2 separate regions of the Mus musculus genome follow, and region 1 is linked to region 2. The links are chromatin loops, found by intact Hi-C in ENCODE. Cell type or tissue: left cerebral cortex. All regions are shown on one strand.

Region 1 (4,000 bases), 210 kb before region 2:
GAATACTGGACCTATTGGGGTGGGGGATGGTAGGGCCATGCTAAAGGAACAATAGTGACCCCTTACAGGCAATATAGCACATCACAGTTCCTGGAATACTACCATCCACAGTATCAGACACATGGAACCACTAGGGGCCACTTACCAAATGAGTGTGACAGATTAAATGCTCAGGGGCCACCGTACTGCTTGAGACCTATGACTATGTCTTACTATCGTTTTGCATTTGTGCATGTGCTGTTGGAGACAGGGTCTGTTGTTCACTGCTGCCTAGGGCAGTCTAGCCGGCCTGAAGACTTCCTGGGATCCCTGTCTTTTCCTCTCGTCTTGCTGCAGGAGTGCTGGGATTGCACACTGCCTCATCTGGCCTTTACTTGGGATCAGGGGATCCAAATTTAGGTTCTTGGGCTTGCAAAGCAAGTACTTTACCCTCTGAGCTCTCTCCCCAGCCCTTTAACTTTTGTAAAACAAAACAAAAGAACAACAACAACACACTGCTGACCTCCTTCTTCAGTGACAGGGTCCTGAGAGAGGACCGGGATATTAGAAGATAAAGAAGGTAATCAAGCTTGTGAGCAGGAGGTCTTGCACAAGCTATGCCTTATGCCTAGCAAGCTTATTAGAAAGTACAGCATCCTATACACTATTTCCAGAGGAGATAAGGGACAGAGTCAGCAGAAACTATAATACAGTGGGACAAAGTCACATGAGGCTTATCAAGCAGTGTTGGAGAAGGGGAGCCCAAGGTGCCTCAAGAGCAGTACAGACTGAGCACACACTGTCTCAGGAATGATAACCCCCAGTCTTTTCAGGGGGGAAGGCAAGTTCCTAGGAACGGAAGCTAACTCGTTTGAGGCCCAGGTCTCAGCCCCAGGCTGTCCTTGCCAAGTCAGCTCCTGAGCAAGGACAGAGAACTAGGTTCCTTTTGTCTTTTCATCGGGGCCTCTGAGAAAGCCTTGGATCAGTCTGGCTCTCAGCACAGACCATCCTGGGCACTGAACAATTGTTTGGCAATTTTCAGATACTTTTGTAGAGCAAGAGCCCTGTGGGCACTATTGAGGTGGTTCAGCAGGCAAAGCCCTTGTGCACATGTCTGGTCACCTGAGTTTTGTCCCTAGAACCCACATAAAGGTGGTAGGAGAGAATCTACTCACATCGTATACATGCAATAATAATACATACAAGTAAACAAATTGTAAGAGGTCATAACGTTTTCCTAATATCACCTACAATATGTCCGTTGCTGCTTTACAGAAATTAATTCATGGGATCCGGATGGCAGTGTGACAAGTCCATTTTACAAAGGAGCCAACTGGGATTCTGGGAGATGATGGCTTTGAGTTCTGTGTGAAGTGTTCATTGAAGCTACTCTGGAGAGCCAGTGGGGTTCCCTTGGGTTTCCAGCCTCCTCCTAGTCTCCACTCCTCTTTGCCCCCCTTTTCTTTATCCCTGGTCCCCCTCACCTGTCTTTGCTTTGTGTGAGAACCTGGCTGTGCTTTCCTAGACGGCCCACCTCCTAATAGTCCCACCCTCTAAAGGCCAGGCATTGAAACACATGCATGTGTGGGGGCCTTGTAACAGGTGCAGTGTCAAGATTTAAAGCAGAGCTTGGCTGCTAGGCCACCTGTTGAGGGTCACTTCTCCCTCATCTCTTATCTTCCTATTGTCTCTGATCCAAGGCTCACTCCTCATCAGGGATCATGTTGCTTGTAAAACCGATTCAGCTTAAGTATCTCTGGTTCAGACCCCAGCAGCGTGTAAGCAACCCTGCAAGCAAAGGTGAGCACTCTCTGGCTCCCTTGGGGAAAAGAAGCCTTCCAAATCCACTGGAAAGCCTGGCAATAATTCTCCCAGCCAGCAGAGGGCAGCAGAACACATCCAAAGTCCTTGCTTTAAAGTAGGTGGGGCTGGCCAATCCAACCACACTCCTGTCATTGCTCATGGGCAAACCACCTGTCTGACTTTATTTTCTGAAGTCTGGGGACCCTGAAGGTTTGAGGGTTGAACTTAGTACCTTGCACATGCTAGGCAGGTGCTCTACTACTGAGTCATATCTAGGCTTGTCCCAGAGGACAACCTCAGGTGCTGTTCAGCAGGCTCTGCCCTGTTTTATTTTATTTTTTTTAGACAGGCTCTTTCATTGTTCTGGAGCTTTCTTTTTTTTTTTTTTTTTTTTTTTTTTTTTTTTTTTTTTTTTTTTTTTAGATCAAGTCTTGATTTTTATTACTTAAAAAATGTGCATATCTATTTTGCTTTCTGACTCTGTGCTTGTGCCTTCAACACTTTCACAACGATTTTCTGCTCCTCAATAAGGAAAGCCCGCTTGATCCTGTCACGGACACACTTGGCACACATGGAGCCGCCATAGGCCCTGCTGACGTGCTTCTGTGTCTTAGACAGTCTCATAAGGACTTTGGGCCGCACAGCACGAACCCCTCGAAGTCTGCCTGGGCACACGCCACATGCGGATTTAGGTGCTTTCCCAACCTTCTTGGTGTAGAGGTAAACAATCCTGTTGCCAGGGGTTCGAGACAGCCTAGTTTTGTTAGAGGCTGTGTTGTAGGAAAGCCTACGGCGGTATGTCAAACGCTGGACCATCCTGAGTGCCTCTGAGCACCGTCCCCGGAAGAGTTCTGGAGCTTTCTAAGCAGCAAAGCTGGTTAGTCAGCAAGTCCTGGATTCCATAAAAAATAACTTAAAAATTTAAAAAAATGTATTGCATCTTATTATTGGTGCCTCTCTCTCTCCTTTTAAAAGTTCACATATGCCTCGTGTGTGTGTGTGTGTGTGTGTGTGTGTGTGTGTGCCCTCGCGTGCGTCCGTCTGTCTGTCTGTCTGTCTGTCTGTCTGTGATTTCTGAGAGAGCAATAGTAGCTGGAGATGGGGAGACCCAGTAAGCAAGCCCATGTCTGTGCAAAGGCCAGAGGAGGAGTCAGGTGTCCCATTCTGTGACTCTCCATCATATTCCCTTGAGGCAGCATCTCTCATTGAACCTGGAGCTAGGCTAGCAGGGAGCAAGCCACAACCATCAATCACCTGTCTCCACCACCAGAGAGCTGGTGTAAAACTTCTTACTGACACGCTTCCGTACTGCTTCAACTAGGAAAAGCAGACGTAAACACAGAATCAAGAAAGTCAAAATAACCTTGTCACTGTGTAACACGCATGTGCTGGTACCAAGACTGTGGTGGACTCCAGCAGTGTCCTCCCGGCACATGATCATTGTGGGTGTCTATTGATAAGCTTTTCTTCCATTTGTGCTGCAGGAACACCCTAGTCACAGCAGCTGGGAGGTCATTTCCCTTCTCTCAGAGCCAGCTTAGCCCAGTGCCTCAGCCTCCTGTGTGACAGAGTTTCTGGCTGGTGATTGTGGATTCAGATATAAATGCAGACACTGAAATTATGCAGTGACTTGATTTTTAAGTCATTCAGATGGATCTAGAAAATTATTTGAAAAAAATAGTGTACAAACTCACACACATGAAATGCATTGCTGCTGGAGAAGTGTGTGTGTGTGTGGTGTGGTGTGTGGTGTGTGTGTGTGTGTGTTTAGGCCAGAGAACAACCTCCTGTGTTGTTCCTCAGGTGCTGTCATTTTTTATTTATTTATTTTTTTTGACACAGTATCTCATTGACCTGGAGCTGGTTGGTCAGCAAGTCCTAGATTCCTGGATTCCCTTTTGAGAAATCTCTCTCTCAGTCCTTACTTCTTATAGGTGAGCAAGTTGAGTCTCAGACAGGACCTCTGCCTTAGCCTTAGTACACAGATCATCAGGGTGGGGCAAATGAGATCCAGTGTGCACAGCCATTTCTCCTGATAAGACCCTCAGTCAGTCAGAACAGACTTGGTTCTGGAGAAGGAGCCTGGGTATGGATTCTTGAGGGAACAGTCATGGTAGTGTGGGGACTTCCCTGGAGGTATCTAGTCACCAGCTTCCAAATCTGAGGAAATGAGAGAGTACTGGTGTGCACAGCCCCTGGGAAAAGCCGACGACCCTAC
Region 2 (4,000 bases):
GTGCACAGGACCATCCTCTCCCAGCACACGCACAAACAAAATAAAAATGTTTTGGGTGCTGGGTCCCCTGTAGGAGCAGCCAGTGCTCTCGATCTTCAAGTCATCTCTCCAGCCCTGAACTTAACATTCTTAACAGTAGTGTGGATTTTGTCCTGAATGCGTTGAGGGGCCCTGCCTCAGCGACCTTTTCAGTCTTCTCTTTGTTTCTCCAGCAGGCCAAGCTTGACGCTCAGCTCCAGAGCAAAGAGTTTTACCAGCCCAAGCCCAACCCCAACCCCAAGCTGGAGGAAGGCTATCCTGCTTTCAGAAGACCCTACATGACTGCCCTAGACTTGGGAGTCCCTGGCTTCTTCCCGCCACAAGAACGGGTAACTACTAGGAAGGATGACGGCAGGTTTACCACCACCTGCCATTATGCTTACCCAGCATCCCTGGCGCTGTACCTGGCCCAGCAAGACCCCTACTGGCTTCACCAGAGGGCCGACTTCCCATGCCTCATGGAACCGGAGCGGCAGCCTGCTCCAGAAGTGGGCAAAGGCTACCTTCTACTCCCTGGCTGTCTCTGTGACCATCACCAGAGAGTCAAGGTCCCCATCTTGAATAGGTGGGGCCCCTTGATGCCATTTTACCAGTAGACGTGTGAGAATACCCGCTGTTTCAACGTATGAAGGAATTCCATGCCAATGCTCACAGAGAAAGCACCAAAAAATAAACTGGGAAAGATGTTCCTTATGCGAAGGGGTATTGTTTCATAGTCCCGGCCTCATCTCGGAGGGAAGGAAGGAGGAAAAATTGGTGCATGTGCTGAACTGAATTGGTGTCATTTTTATTTTTTCTACCTTTTGGGGTGTGTATAGAATGTATGTAGATGTGTATGTGTGTGAGTGGTGACACATGTTCACATGTGGAAGTCAGAGGACAATCTCAGTCCTCTTTTTTTTGTTTTGTGTTTTTTGTTTTTCAAGACAGGGTTTCTCTGTATAGCCCTGGCTGTCCTGGAACTCACTTTGTAGACCAGGCTGGCCTCGAACTCAGAAATACGCCTGCCTCTGCCTCCCGTGTGCGCCACCATGCCCGGCTCTCCTCCTTCTTTTTAAAGATGTATTTATTTAGTATGCATACAGTGTTGTGCCTGCATTTATGTTTGGGCAGAAGCTCTCACTCATATAGAGGGCACAGGATCTCATTAGAGACAGATGGTTATGAGCTACCATGTGGTTTGAATTGAACTCGGGTCCTCTGAAGAGCAGCCTGTGCCCTTAATCTCTGAGCCATCTCTCCAACGCTCCTTCTTGTTGTCTGAAGTATACCGGTTGCGGGCACATTCTTAGCCATGATAAACCTCTGAGTGCTGCTCTATAACAGGAACCACAGTATCCCCTGAGGTTGTCAAGGAGACTAGAAGTGGATTTCACAAACGTTACCTATGCATCATCTATTTGTCTCTTTCTGTCTGGTCCGTCCATCCATCTGTCCGTCTGTTCCATCCATTCCATCCTAGTACCCTAGGATGGGATTTTCTATGTGGACGCACATAAGAAAGCAAGCCTCCCAGGAGCCCCGCCCACCGGCAGCTCAGCAGTATGCGTCAGGGAGGTAATTAGTGGAACCGGCTGACTGCTCCACGCACCCACCTGCCACCAGGTCCCTCTGCCAGACTCTCCTCACAGTATTCAAGCCCAGCCTCCCGCATCTGTTTCTCCAATGATTGGGTTGCTTGTACATGGTTGCCTGGATGAGTTTCCTCATCCCGTAGGTGCAGTAACGGGCATTGTCCTAGCCTTTTCCTCTAAGTCTGTCATCCCCAGGTACCCAGTCTGGGTTTTTTAGTTCCCTTCCCCGCGGCTCTTTACACCAACAATTCCTGGCGCCACTCCTCGCTGGGCTGGAGCCAGATTCCTGACATAACTAGTAAAATCGATATAGCATTCCTTTTTTTTTTTTTTTAAGGTCTTTGCAAACTCAGGGGCCACGCTGTGCCCCGACTCCAGGCAGACTCAGATGGGGATGGGTGGGTTGGTTGTGACTGACTCACAAATTTGCTATGCCCCGCCTCCGGGGGTGCTCCGCAGTCTAAGGTCAAAGTCCTGGAAGGAAGGAGATAATCCCAGCCCCTTTCCCACAACACTATCCCAACCCAAACCCTCCTCTATCTAATAGGAACTGAAGGGAAGTTTCTATCCCTGTTTCTGTCCTCCTCCATGTCTCCCCTCGTTTCTTCAAGGACAGTTCTTGGCTACTTCAATCACAACCGTATGCATAATAGGTTGGTGGCATCTAATCCTGGATGCTAGTGCCTGCCTGGCAGTGCATACTGATGGTGCATACCATCTCACCTGGCGTTCTTTGTAGCAGGTTTTAATAGGCTGGGTTTAACTTGTTTGTTGAGACAGGGTTTCACTAACAGCTCTTGCTGGCTGGGAACTCACTATATAGACCAGACTGGTCTAGAATTGATCAAGATTGGTTGGAAACTACTTCCTGAGCATTGGGATTAAAGAAGTGTCCCACAATCGTCCCACCAAAGTCGCCTGGTCTTTGCAAGTCTGTGTTCTTTCTCTTTCCTGCCTCTTCCGTTTTCACCCACGTGGAAACCTGAGACTCATCAAAGGGAGCCGTTCTCTTTCTACCTTTCTATCCAACCAGAGGGAAGGACTCTCAGAGTTCTGCAGATGTGCAGAGGTTTTCTTGGGGGTGCGGTGAGGTGGGATGGCTCTTTAATCTACAGTCTAGCCATCAGATCTCCACGTGAATCCAGGGGGAATGTACTCACATTCGAGCTGAGGGAAGTAAACCCCGACTTCATTCTCTTGAACCCCAGGTTTGTATGAGATCCTGCAACACAAGTCGCATCTCTTATTTAAGTCTTCACACTATGTTATCTGCAGTAGATATAGATTAGAGAGCTGAAAGACAGTTGTAAACAAGAATCCAGAAGCTGTGATTCCAGAAGACACTGTCCTGTCACCAGTCACTCCTGGGGGACGGGACGGGACGGGACGGGACGGGACGGGGGGGGGGGGGGGGGGACGGGGGACAGGATGGGGGGGGAGCCTTCAGGGATTTTGAGAAGCAAGACAGGGACTTGTTATGCAAATATGGGTGGCCTGAGAGGCAGGTGGGTTATTATTAAAAGCTACTGCAATTCTGTTAGCTATGTGATCTTGTTCCCTGGCATGAAAAACAGCAACGGAAAATAATTGTTTTTACCAAGGACCTAGTAAAATTAAAGGTCATGTCAAATTCTATAAAAGAGTACAAATCTGAGATCCCTTAAGATATTGTAAATATTTCCTTTCTTCGTGTGTGTGTGTGTGTGTGTGTGTGTGTGTGTGTGTGTGTGTGTGTGCTGTGTTTTTTGAGACAGACAGGCTCTAGCTGGCCTCAGAAATTTTTATGGAACCGAAACTGGCTTTACATTTCTGAACCTTCTTTCAGTGGCATGTAGAACCAATCCCAGCAGAAGCAGGTGAGGTTGAGGCCAGCGTGGTCTTCATACTGAGTTCCAGGTCAGCCAACCAGACATACATAGTAAGACTCCTTTCTGTTAGTAAGTAAGTAAGTAAATAAATAATAAGATTCCGACCTCCTGCCTCTACCTCCCAAATGCTTGGATTCAAGGTGTGAAAACACCCGGTCCTAGTTTTGTCCTTTTGTTCAGTTCCCACGATTGGCAGGTGGTAGAACACGAGGTGGTCTGAAAACTATTATATTTTTGAAAAGCAGTTCACCCCAAGGCGAAGTTTAGGAATGGCTTGTATAGACACTCTATAGCCATGACAACAATTCATCTGCAGGAAACTGTTTTGATTTGTTGCTATCACAACCTTCCACCTCCCGGAAACTTGTATTTGCCGTTTATCTTCCTAAAGTACCATTTAAAAATTCCATGTCTGCTTCTTGACTCCTTAGACACACTACCCACAGTGTGAATGTCCCCTTTTATCCAGCTATTGAGTAATTCTTTAGAAGATCCTTGAAGAGATGAGTCCGTATTGTC

Evidence for each region. Peaks named below come from ENCODE experiments on the same cell type or tissue, not always from the same donor. Only the 100,000 strongest peaks of a DNase experiment are listed, where the experiment ranks them.
Region 1: a loop joins it to region 2, with 2.9 times the contacts of the local background. A loop is called at or near these places in 3 of 42 quality-filtered maps.

The regions. Positions count from the first base shown.
Region 1 is chr6:71,123,208-71,127,207 of GRCm38, reverse strand. Rpl34-ps1 (ribosomal protein L34, pseudogene 1) reads right to left here and starts at 2,619. Exons shown (of 1, transcript NM_001199350.1): 1 at 2,207-2,619. The coding sequence starts at 2,598. The coding sequence ends at 2,245. In left cerebral cortex, a CTCF peak has its summit at 1,853 (motif pointing right); a DNase peak (open chromatin) is centred at 1,860.
Region 2 is chr6:70,909,899-70,913,898 of GRCm38, reverse strand. It overlaps Tex37 (testis expressed 37), which reads left to right. Exons shown (of 4, transcript NM_028825.3): 4 at 213-810. The coding sequence ends at 635. Among named protein-coding and RNA genes, the nearest start is that of Tex37, 7.0 kb to the left of the region's middle. In left cerebral cortex, no CTCF peak of the experiment used is centred here; a DNase peak (open chromatin) is centred at 1,641; H3K4me3 peaks cover 421 bases.